Regions from separate parts of the Homo sapiens genome. Here region 1 is linked to region 2. A link is a loop called in an ENCODE intact Hi-C map of the cell type or tissue named here. Cell type or tissue: PC-3. All regions are shown on one strand. Each heading gives the region's core, and the rest is flanking DNA. Links, peaks and the distances in the headings are about the cores only.

Region 1 (5,383 bases), core at 329-5,328, 390 kb after region 2:
GGATCTCTAATAATTTAGACATTTCAACTTCACAGTCATAATTGTAAAAACTTTAAAAAATAGTCCTTATGTTGCCAGGCGTGGTGGCTCACGCCTATAATCCCAGCACTTTGGGAGGCTGAGGCGGGTGGATCACGAGGTCAGGAGTTCAAGACCAGCCTGGCCAAGATGGTAAAACCCCGTCTCTATTAAAAATACAACACTTAGCTGGGCATGGTGGCGGGCGCCTGTAGTCCTAGTTACTCGGAGGCTGAGACAGAGAATTGCTTGAATCCGAGAGGCGGAGGTTGCAGTGAGCCGAGATCGCACTACTGCACTCCAGCCTGGGTGACAGAGCAAGACTCCGTCTCCAAAAAATAAAAAAATTAGTCATTATGCAACACAATATTCTTTAATATTAATAGACTAGAACACAGCATAATTAATGAAGACAACAGAAAGTTTTAACCTACACTACGAGCACATGCTTGTTTAAAACACGGGCCTAATACACTGAAAACATAAACCAGCCACTTAGAGTTCAGAGGTCACCTCATGTGATTTTCATTCACAGACCAGACCATGGCACGTTGGGATGTCAAGTCTGGACTTTTCTGCTGACCTGTATTGCATTATCGGGTCTCACAGGGTGCCTGGGAAATGGACGGAGGCAGTGGTCGCCTGATCTATTTCTGCACTTTGCCCAGTGTAATAGGAGGATCCGTGGGAAGCCAGCAGTGGAGAAGTTTATGGAGAGCTGTGTAGTGAACCCGAAATTGCACTCCCTGCTTCCCCTCCCACCCACGGCCACTCCATTTTCCCTGCTTCTTTCTTCCTCTGACCATACTACACGCACCTTAGCACAAACATCTGATGCCTTCTTACAAGTTTTCTCACGGTTGGCCAAAGAGTGTAGATTAACCGAGAAGAAAACCCAAATCGCTGGGGGGCCACTTGATGCTGCTGTAGTCTCTGAAAATACATGCGAAATGTGTGACAATATACCTGGTGGCTCTCCTGAGAGACGCGACAGGTCCACGGAAGGAAACCATGGAAGGATATGCCAAAGTTTCCAAACAAGGATGAGTTAATATGTTAGTAACTGACTGCAAGAATATTTAGCTGACACAGAATAAAGAGATCAGAACAAAAAAGATACAAACAGGAACTACCAGTTTCTACACCCAGACAGATAACTAGGCCAGGTAAACCCCAAATCGAGACAGACACGATGACAGTGCTTGGAAATGTTGTGGGAAAGCTTCTATTTAAAAAGCATCAGATTCGATCCAGAGCCACTTCTACCTAATATTACACACGTAAAGATCTATTTAAATATTTAATATTTATGTGTAATTATGGCAGTTATCATGCACTTGAGAATCAGGGCCATGTTACTCATGTAACAGGACAAGGTGAGTCCTGACATGGATGCTGGTGCAAGTGTGAGCAGAATAAATGTGTGGGGGGGGAGGAGGCCCACACATAAAGCTCTTCTACCTCTAGAGCAAACTGCCAAGCAGGGCGAGATTCATAAGTCAATTCGCATTACTCTCCACAAAGAATTATTTTATTTTTCTTTTCATTTCAAAATTATACCATTAGTGTATATGATCATTGTAAGCAGATGGCTAATTTCAGTTGAAAATATACACATCAATAATATATGGCATGTTGTTCTGTTTATTTTGCTGACTGCACGGAGACAACCATAAACAAATGGTCACACACACCGCCTTTACCTGAGACCACTTTGGGCTACTGAATGGTGGACTTAGAATGATTTTTAGCTTTCTGTGTTTTCTTTGCAATAAATAGTCAATGCTTTTGTGATAAGATTAAAACATTATTTTTTTAATGTAGTTTCAGAAAAACTTTGTGCTATCTTTCATAATTGACTTTAAAAATAAGCATTTAAAATATTTAATGCCTACAGACTTAAACTTTTGATGCAATTCCCTAACAAGCAGATAAATAAAATTATCCTAGTTGAAGTTGTGGCCTATTTAATACATAAATCTCTGAGTCCACAGAAGCTGTAGTAACAAACTTGTTTACTCAAATAAGTGAAAAAAAGGGAATATATACAATTTATGCTTAATCATTGAACTGTACAAACATTTCAAAGATTCTAAATCCCAGCTTTACAAAGAGGCTCAGCCTAGCAGTTGCAAACCAAAAGTCATGTAATATCACAGGTTTATTCCCAAGCCAGTGTTCTGTATCAAGTATACTTCGAATTTACCCCATTTTGGAAAACATGTACTTTTTCCATAAAAGGCTTTAATTTTTAATTAAATGTCAAAGCCTACAGTGAAGAAGAGAAGTCGAGTACAAACTGGTTCATCTGCAATTCCGAATGCAGATGAGCAGTCTGCAGTTCTGCTGTAATTGGCTGGTGTTTCCAGTCACCTCCTGACAAAGGATGCACGCTGCTCTGGATAAGCCCAAACCCTTGACCCTTCACCCCACCATGTACTTTGGGCCTGCCACATCTATACGGAGCTAGGAGAGCATTAACACCAAAGACCAAGGCTCCTTTCCGAAGTGCTCTGTGCACTTGGGAATACGAATACTCCCAAAGAAGGACTCTGCATCATGAGCATGTGAATTTGATGGCACACTTCATAAACAGGCAGGATCTTCAGTCTTGCATGTCTTCCATTTAATGCTAGATTGCTGCAACAGCTTAATAAGGTATTCTCTGAATGCCCCAAACATAAGAGTTTTGTTATAAAATGAATAAATAAAGGCAGGGCCTACGAAAGACACAGGCAGTAATAAGAAATACTTGGAAAATGTTTTTCCTTTTTTGTGGATAGCACTTTACTGCCCCCTTTTGCACTTTAACATCAGAACAAGTTTCTACGCAGACTTATTCTGAAATCAGAGAAATACTGGGGTGTAGCGATAGGGTGTCAGGTTTATACGGAATTAGGTTACCAGATACTACTGCTTAGAGTAAAAAGTAATTACCTTAAAACTTCCAGCGAGGGCACCACTATCTTCTCAGCGGCTTTAAACCTCCAAGAAATAAGGTAGTGATTGGAGGCTTTGACATTTTCTGCTTTAATTTGGATGTATATGTGTGTTGGAACAATTGCGTGTTTTCACAGGTGCCCCTTCTTTCACACTTTCCTAAAACAAATATCGTCTGCAACATGAACCTGATTTATTCAAGGAAAAGAAAAGGGGTCTAAGAGCAGGCTATACAATTTGGAACCATTAAAGTGTTATAAATCTGAGAGCAAAGACTAGATGGGTGGGGGTGGGGGGTACAATTCACACCAATGACAAGCAAAATCTTTTCAAGAAAAGGAAAGATGAGAAGCACAGAAATTCAAACACACGGTGAACTGATCGGCACACAAACCAGTTTAGCAACTCTTCAAGGTGAGGTGTATTTGTGCCTCTTCATCACGCATACCTTTGAAAAAAAGTAATTAAACTACAGTCTAAAGGAAAGTTTTATTTGTCAAACTTGAATCTGCAATAACAGAGCTAGAGGGCCCCCAGTTCCTGGCCCAAAGACCTCAACTTGTATTTGATACAGCTGCGTGTGATGCTGTGTATCCTTTTATTTAAACACAATCCATTTTCCTCTGTCAGTCTACAATTAGCATATGAGTCAAAATAATATTAAATTTCACAGCCCACAGTGCTGCACAATTGAATGAAAACTGACTCCTTTTGATGTTAATCTTGTTTTTTATTTGTGATGTAATGCTCAAAATCCTGCTGGCTGAAGTCAATTTTATTTTAAAGTGCTCAAAGACAGTATTCTCATAGTTTAAGCTTTTTTTTTTTTTCTTCAGGAAAATAACAGAAGTATTTATTTAATTTTTATCTGTGCCATGATTTTCACTGTCATAAAAAATTCACAGAAGGGCATACCTATAAATGGCTGAGGCTAAAAAATCATCTACTTTGGTATTAATCATCTAGAAATCTAACTTTAAGTGTGTGATCCCCAAATATCATTGTTGTCTTTTCAAAAGTTGAGACTAGTTAAATCTCTGTCATGAAATTAAAGACAAAACTCAACCACCTATATCAAAATAAAAATGCAGGTCTTTATTTACCAAAAAAACAAAAAAAAAACCACACACGCACCCCAAAAAAATCAGCCTATGAATTTTGTAGCTAGATAAGAAAAAATGTGGAGATTTGAAGAGTAAGGCTGGGATGCTATGTACAGTGGGCAAGTGAGAAGGGGGGTGATCTCACAAATGCCAAATTTCATCCTGCTGGCTTGATCACGCCAGCTCCATTACTAAAAGGAGGATTTCATAACCTTCAGAGACAAGATGCACTGCAGGCTTCTTTCCCAACTGTAATTTGTGTGCACCTGTACGGTCTTGTTCCAAACCATGCTTTCAGCAAGAGTCTATAAAGGAAGGTGGAACTCCTGTTATTTATAGGTGAGGCACCAGAAAGAAAAATGGTTTACATAGAGAAAGAAATTCAAAGGGCATTTCCAGCTGGTTCTCTCTTGTTTTAGATATGAGTGTTCAAATCCATTTGCTCATTTACCTGAATGGGAAAAATCGCGGAGATGAAAGGCTCACGTAAGTCATACAGGGAATGCCTTGGCATTGAAAAAACTCAAAGAAATGGAATTCAGCTACAGTGACAAGCATAACAATACTACAATCTAGAGTTAGGGAGAGCATATCTTTTGTTTTAACCCTCTGCCCATCCCTTTCCTTCCTACCATCATATTTTTTTTTAACTACAAAGAATTTTGCCTATTGACAAAAATGATTCACCCATGTATTATTAAAATGAAACCTTTCCCTTTTGGTGGGGCCAACAGCCCAGCGAGGGGCTGCCATTCCTGCTCCTCCAGGATTGAGTCTGTCTCGTTTACCATGGGACCCTCCCTCTGACCCCCGACCAGGTACCTTGCATAAATAGGGTGCTCAATAGGTGGCTGTGTAATTAAAGAATGAACAAATTAATAAGGCATAAGATGAGATAAAACTCTCCAAGTTCTCTTTTGCTATAAGAGATTCACCTTGCCAATCAAGTATAATCAGCCCAGTAACACAGTTTACAAGGCTGTGTGCAATTGCTTTACAAGCAGGCTGCTTCACAGATACCTCCTTCCTGGGCTTCAGAGGAGGGTCAGGGCTAGGTCTGCTGTGGGCGTATGACAGGAGACATTTTCCTGCACGTCTCAGGGCTTTGCCACAGCCCGTGAAGTTAGGGAAGAAAAGGAAGAAAAACAAAGCAGGCTACAAAACAGCCAGGTCTGTACTGCTACCATCAAAAGGAAGCAAAATCAGACTGGGTTCCTGACTTCCATACGGATCGCCCCCACAACTGTGTACCTTAGGAAAATAGAAACAGCGCTCCACTGTAACTTTGAGGACGACCCATTTATTTCCTGCTTAGTCACCAC
Region 2 (5,383 bases), core at 164-5,163:
CTATCAAGAAAACAAGATCGAGGTAAGAGAAGGGAAGCCTAAGCTGAGGTTGGTGACAGGAGCTTACAGGAAAAAGGGTATCTTAGGAGGGTAATTGCTAGCAATTCTCACTGATTATAGAAAATGGAGATGATATTCTGTTCTACTTTTTGCTGCTCAAACAATACCTGGAAGGCTTTTTTCCAACCCAAGTCCCCATACTTAAACAAACAAACAAAAAAATTGTGGCAGCATATGATGTTTTAGAGAAATCCAGCCAGGATAGTGAAAGGAAGGAAACCTGACACGCGAAGAACAGTTGAAAAACTGGTGATGGTAAAAAAATTGAGACTGCTTAGCCTAGAAAAGAAGAGACTTAGAGAGGTACATGCGAGCTGCCTTCCAATACTGAAAAGGTTGTCAGATTTAAGAGGGATTAAATTCTCTACGAATTCTCTAGAAATCGAATAACCTTGTAAAATTTACAGGGAGGTAGGTTTTAGTTCAATATAAGAAAGAAATTTCTAGGGATTGGAGCCATCCGAAAACAGAGTGAGCTGTCATCAGAAGATGTATTTTCCAACACCAGAAATTTTCAAAATGAGATGGACAACTTGACCCGGGCAACCAGGAAGAGCCTGGAAGGATGTGGGCTTGAGGTCAAGGTCTTTGCCCAGGTAACAAGTGTTATTTTCCAACTGAGATTATATGATTCTCCAGAAAGCTACGGAGAGGAAGAAATGCATCCAAAAGTGGAAGTGATGACCCAACATGCTAGCCATTGTCTCAAAAGGTCTTTGGGGTCATGATACAGGGCTTCAAACTGGCCCAGATTTAGGCACTTTATTACCAGCTGACATATCCCCATCAGAGAAAATTTTTCAATGGATCATCTCAAAGCTAAAACAAAGAGCTGGGTAGTTTAAGAAAAAGGGACCTGGGCCAGGCGCGGTAGCTCACGCCTGTAATCCCAGCACTTTGGAAGGCCAAGGAGGGCGGATCACATGAGGTTGGGAGTTCGAGACCAGACTGACCAACATGGACAAACCCTGTCTCTACTAAAATTACAAAATTAGCCGGGTGTGGTGGCGCATGCCTGTAATCCCAGCTATTCGGGAGGCTGAGGCAGGAGAATCACTTGAACCCAGGAGGCAGAGGTTGCGGTGAGCCGAGATTGCACTATTGCACTCCAGCCTGGGCAACAAGAGCAAAACTCGTTCTAAAAAAAAAAGAATAAGGGACCTATTCCAGTCATAAGAAATAAAGTGTTCAAGAGGCCCAACATTCGCTGCAGCCTTCACAGCTGCCTGTTAATTCCTCTGTTTTCACTGTGAACAGAAATTCTAACTCCTACTCACAGATGATGCAAACTTAATTTTCTTCCTTAGAATTTCCACTTCACACCTCTAACCCACTATTTTTCAATAGATGACTTTACCTCCTACTTCTCAGAGAATTAAGTGGCCATCAGAAAAAAACACCATCTACTTTCTACCAGTGTTTTGCAAATCTCATTCCTACCTACTACTGTGTATCTTATATCAGTGAATTTTCCATCATGTGCCAACTCTTCAGTCAAGAACCTAGCTTACATTCTTGATGTTGCCCTTTCTTCCTCCCCAACAGATAAACACTCAGCAAATTGCGCTGATTCAGATTAATTAAAATTCCCAAGTCAATGCATTTCCTCCTGACAGTCTCCGAACTCTTTGTAGCCTCGAGTCCTTCCTATTTCCTGAGTGACATTTCTAAAACACAAAAGCATATCACTCCCCTGCCTAAACCCATCCAGGGCTCCCCATGACTATCAGGATAAAACCCACACTGCAGAGCAGGGCATAAAGTGTTCTCCTCGCCTGCCTCTCCAGTCTCACTGCTACTGTCACTGCACTTTCAATACGTTCTTCCTGTGTATTAATTTTCTGTTGTTGCTGTCACAAATTACCACAAACTGAGTGGTTTAAAACATCATACATTTATCTTCGGGTTTCGAAGGTCAGATGCCCAACCCAGTCTCCCTAGGTTAAAATTCAGGTGTTGGTAGGGACATGTGCTACTCTGGAGGCTCCAGGGGGGAATCGATTAGGTTGGTGCAAAAGTAATTGTGGTTTTTGCCATTAAAAGTAATAGCAAAAACTGCAATTACTTTTGCACCAATCTAATATTTCTTTGCCTTTTCCAGCTACTAGTTGCTGCCTGCATTCCTTGGCTCCTGGCCCCTTCCTCCATCTCCAAAGCCAGAATCAACAGGATGAGTCCTCACATCACATCCCCCTGACCTCCTCTTCTGCCTCCATATTCCACTCTTAAGGGCTCTTGTGATCATATTGAGCTCACCTGAATAATCCAGGAAAATCTCACTATTTTCAGGTCAGCTGCTTAGCAAACATTCCATCTGTGACATAAATCTGCTTTTGCCTAATATGTAACCTAATATAGTCACAGGATTTTTTCTGTGACCATGATTCTGCCAAACACACAATTCACACCTAACTTGTAGTCCCACATCCATCCATGGGCTATTTCACATACTGGTCCCCTACCTGGAGAGCACCTTCTCTCTTACATAAGCCCACCCCACTCCCATTGTTTGACTAATTCCTATGGCCCTTCAGGATCCAGCTATCACATCCTTCCTTCTCTGGCAAGCCTCCTATAAGCCTGTGAGGTTGGGATGAGTACTTCCATTCTGCATTCCAATGAGCCCTCCATGCTTACCTGTAAGGGATGCATAGTAAGCCATTACTTATTGTACTCTCCTAGAGAAACATTGTCCCATTTAACTCTATATCCAGAGTGACTAGCCCAATTCCTCGCATCTAGTACGTCCTCAACACAGACCTAGCCATTCAGATCCATTCCAGTCTGCTGTATTTAACTCCTGGGTTAAACTGCACTCCCAGGACCTCCATAATCAACCCAAAGGTTCTTTTTCTTTTCTATTTTTCTAAACCACTTCTCATTTTGTCTCCACTTCCTTGTTTGCCTTTTATGTAAGCATATGTGTATACGGTAATGATTTTTTTCCTCTTACTTCAAGTGATTTATCTTTAAAGGCTAACTTCACATATTCTCTGTGGATTCCTAGCAATAACCTAGAAAGCAGATAGGCAATCCCTTCAGAGTGTCAATATTTATTTATGTCTACATTTTGTTGACTAAATGATACAGATTCTAAGCCTTCAGGGCAGAGCTCTTGGATAATGTGCTTTGTTTACCTATTAGTGCACCAGTGACAGTCTACAAAGAGCTACAATGATCACAATATATTATTTGTACAGGCCAATGCATGCCTTTATTATTATCACATTTGTGGCAAATGTGATATTTGCCAGAGTGGTTAGCACTTAAGTCTAATGATCTAGAAACAAGGTCATGTTATCAAGTTTCAGAATATCTTGTTAAACATATGATTCAGTTTGGAATCATTCTTTTCTTTTCCCTCCTCCTCCCAATATTGTAATACTTCACTGAACTCAATTTATTAATGATGTATGAATTAATAAATTCTGAGAAATATAAACAATTAACATTAATAACAATGTTACATTCCTCAAAATATCACTATTCTGTATTTTATTCCTCACAAAATCAAGCAAGAGTATAAAGAGATTATAAAGCTACAGATCAACAAATGTAAAACATTGTAGAACAATCCAGAAAATAAATGCAATGATTAATGTCAGCCATGTTTAAAATGAACATATAATTGTAAGTATGCTGAAGAAAATTGGGAATAATCGTATTAGAATAGAATTACATCTAGAAATTTTTTCTCAAAGAAAAAATGTTCCTCAGGAGGTAGAGTTGTGGAGTAGGGCTGTGGGGTTGAGCTGGGTATTATATTATTTAATGACCAGAGAAATAAAAAAAAAAGAGAAGGAGCTAACTCCATGCATGAATCACATGTCTATAAAGTTGGAAAATAAACAAAAGCACCATAGGTACAGAGAAGGACTCTGAGAAACTCTCTTATGAAATGCAAATGCATATTATTGAAGAGCGTAAAGAAATAATGTTAAAGAAGTATTAGAAAACCTATTATTTAGATGTTTGCATTAGTCCATTTTCATACTGCCATAAAGAACTACCCAAGACTGGGTAATTTACAAAGGAAAAAGGTTTAATTGACTCACAGTTCAGCATGGCTGGGGAGGCCTCAGGAAACTTACAATCATGGTGGAAGGCAAAGAGAACCAATGCACCTTCTTCACAAGGCAGCAGGAAGGAGAAGGAACGCAGGAGGAACTACCAAACACTTATAAGACCATCAGATCTCATGAAAACTCACTCACTATCATGAGAAGAGCTCGAGGAACCACCCCCATGATTCAGTTACCTCTACCTGGTCTCTCCCTTGACATGTGGGGATCATGGGGATTATAGGGATTACAATTAAAGATAAGATTTTGGGTGGAGACACAGCCAAACCATATCAATGTTGTATTTAATTTTTATGTAAATGTTTATTGAACATCTACTAATTGTCCTCATCCTATGACAAGGCAACCCCTCTTCCTATTCCATGCCTATAGTGTTGACTTCACAGGGCAAACTATAATGAGAGCCTCATATTATGTAATTGATTTGTAGAAGTTGAATTACAAGACATTACACTTAATGCCATTAAATTTTATATTTCTGATTTTGACCTATCACTGTACCTATTTATACATCTTTTCCACCTTCTGATTTAGCTATCCACTGGATTAGCACCTCCCTGCTTTGCGCAACCCACAAATGTAAGCGTGCCTTCTTTGGCTTTGTTCAAATATCAGTGAGAACATGAAATAGCACGTGGCTTCTAGTGCAGGCTCTAATCAGGAGGAGAAACACACGATGGTCTCCACTGCCAGTGAAGCCCTCAGAAACAAACAGTTGCCTATTCTGCTGAAACGAGCAAAAAGAAGGCCCAAAGAGGCAGCAGTCACTGAAGAAAGAGGTCAGTGCACCCGCAAACACAGGCACTCTTTTTTTTTTTTTTTTCTTTGAGACGGAGTCTCGCTCTGTCGCCCAGGCTGGAGTGCAGTGGCGCGATCTCGGCTCACTGCAAGCTCCACCTCCCGGGTTCACGCCATTCTCCTGCCTCAGCCTCCCAAGTAGCTGGGACTACAGGCGTCCGCCACCACACCCAGCTAATTTTTTTGTATTTTTAGTAGAGACAGGGTTTCACCGTGCTAGCCAGGATGGTCTCGATCTCCTGACCTCGTGATCCGCCCACCTCGGCCTCCCAAAGTGCTGGGATTACAAGCTTGAGCCACTGCGCCCAGCCCACTCTTTTCTTTTCTGAGAGACAATCACTCATTTAGGACCCCTTCCCTCAGGAGAAACTGTTCCCTCCTTCTGGGATAACATTCCTTAGGCCAGTATGTTTAAGGCTCAATAACAAGTTCCTTGCTGCAGG

The links. Hi-C counts contacts between places; a loop is a spot of excess contacts. Peaks named below come from ENCODE experiments on the same cell type or tissue, not always from the same donor. Only the 100,000 strongest peaks of a DNase experiment are listed, where the experiment ranks them.
Region 1: a loop joins it to region 2, with 8 times the contacts of the local background. A loop is called at or near these places in 1 of 110 quality-filtered maps.

The regions. Positions count from the first base shown.
Region 1 is chr13:106,517,986-106,523,368 of GRCh38, forward strand. All of the region lies in intron 1 of EFNB2 (ephrin B2), which reads right to left. Among named protein-coding and RNA genes, the nearest start is that of EFNB2, 15 kb to the right of the region's middle. In PC-3, for the core only: a CTCF peak has its summit at 2,825; a DNase peak (open chromatin) is centred at 3,366; H3K4me3 peaks cover 2,289 bases; H3K27ac peaks cover 2,445 bases.
Region 2 is chr13:106,126,329-106,131,711 of GRCh38, forward strand. No RefSeq gene overlaps it. Among named protein-coding and RNA genes, the nearest start is that of LINC00460, 250 kb to the right of the region's middle. In PC-3, for the core only: no CTCF peak of the experiment used is centred there; a DNase peak (open chromatin) is centred at 3,213; H3K27ac peaks cover 2,072 bases.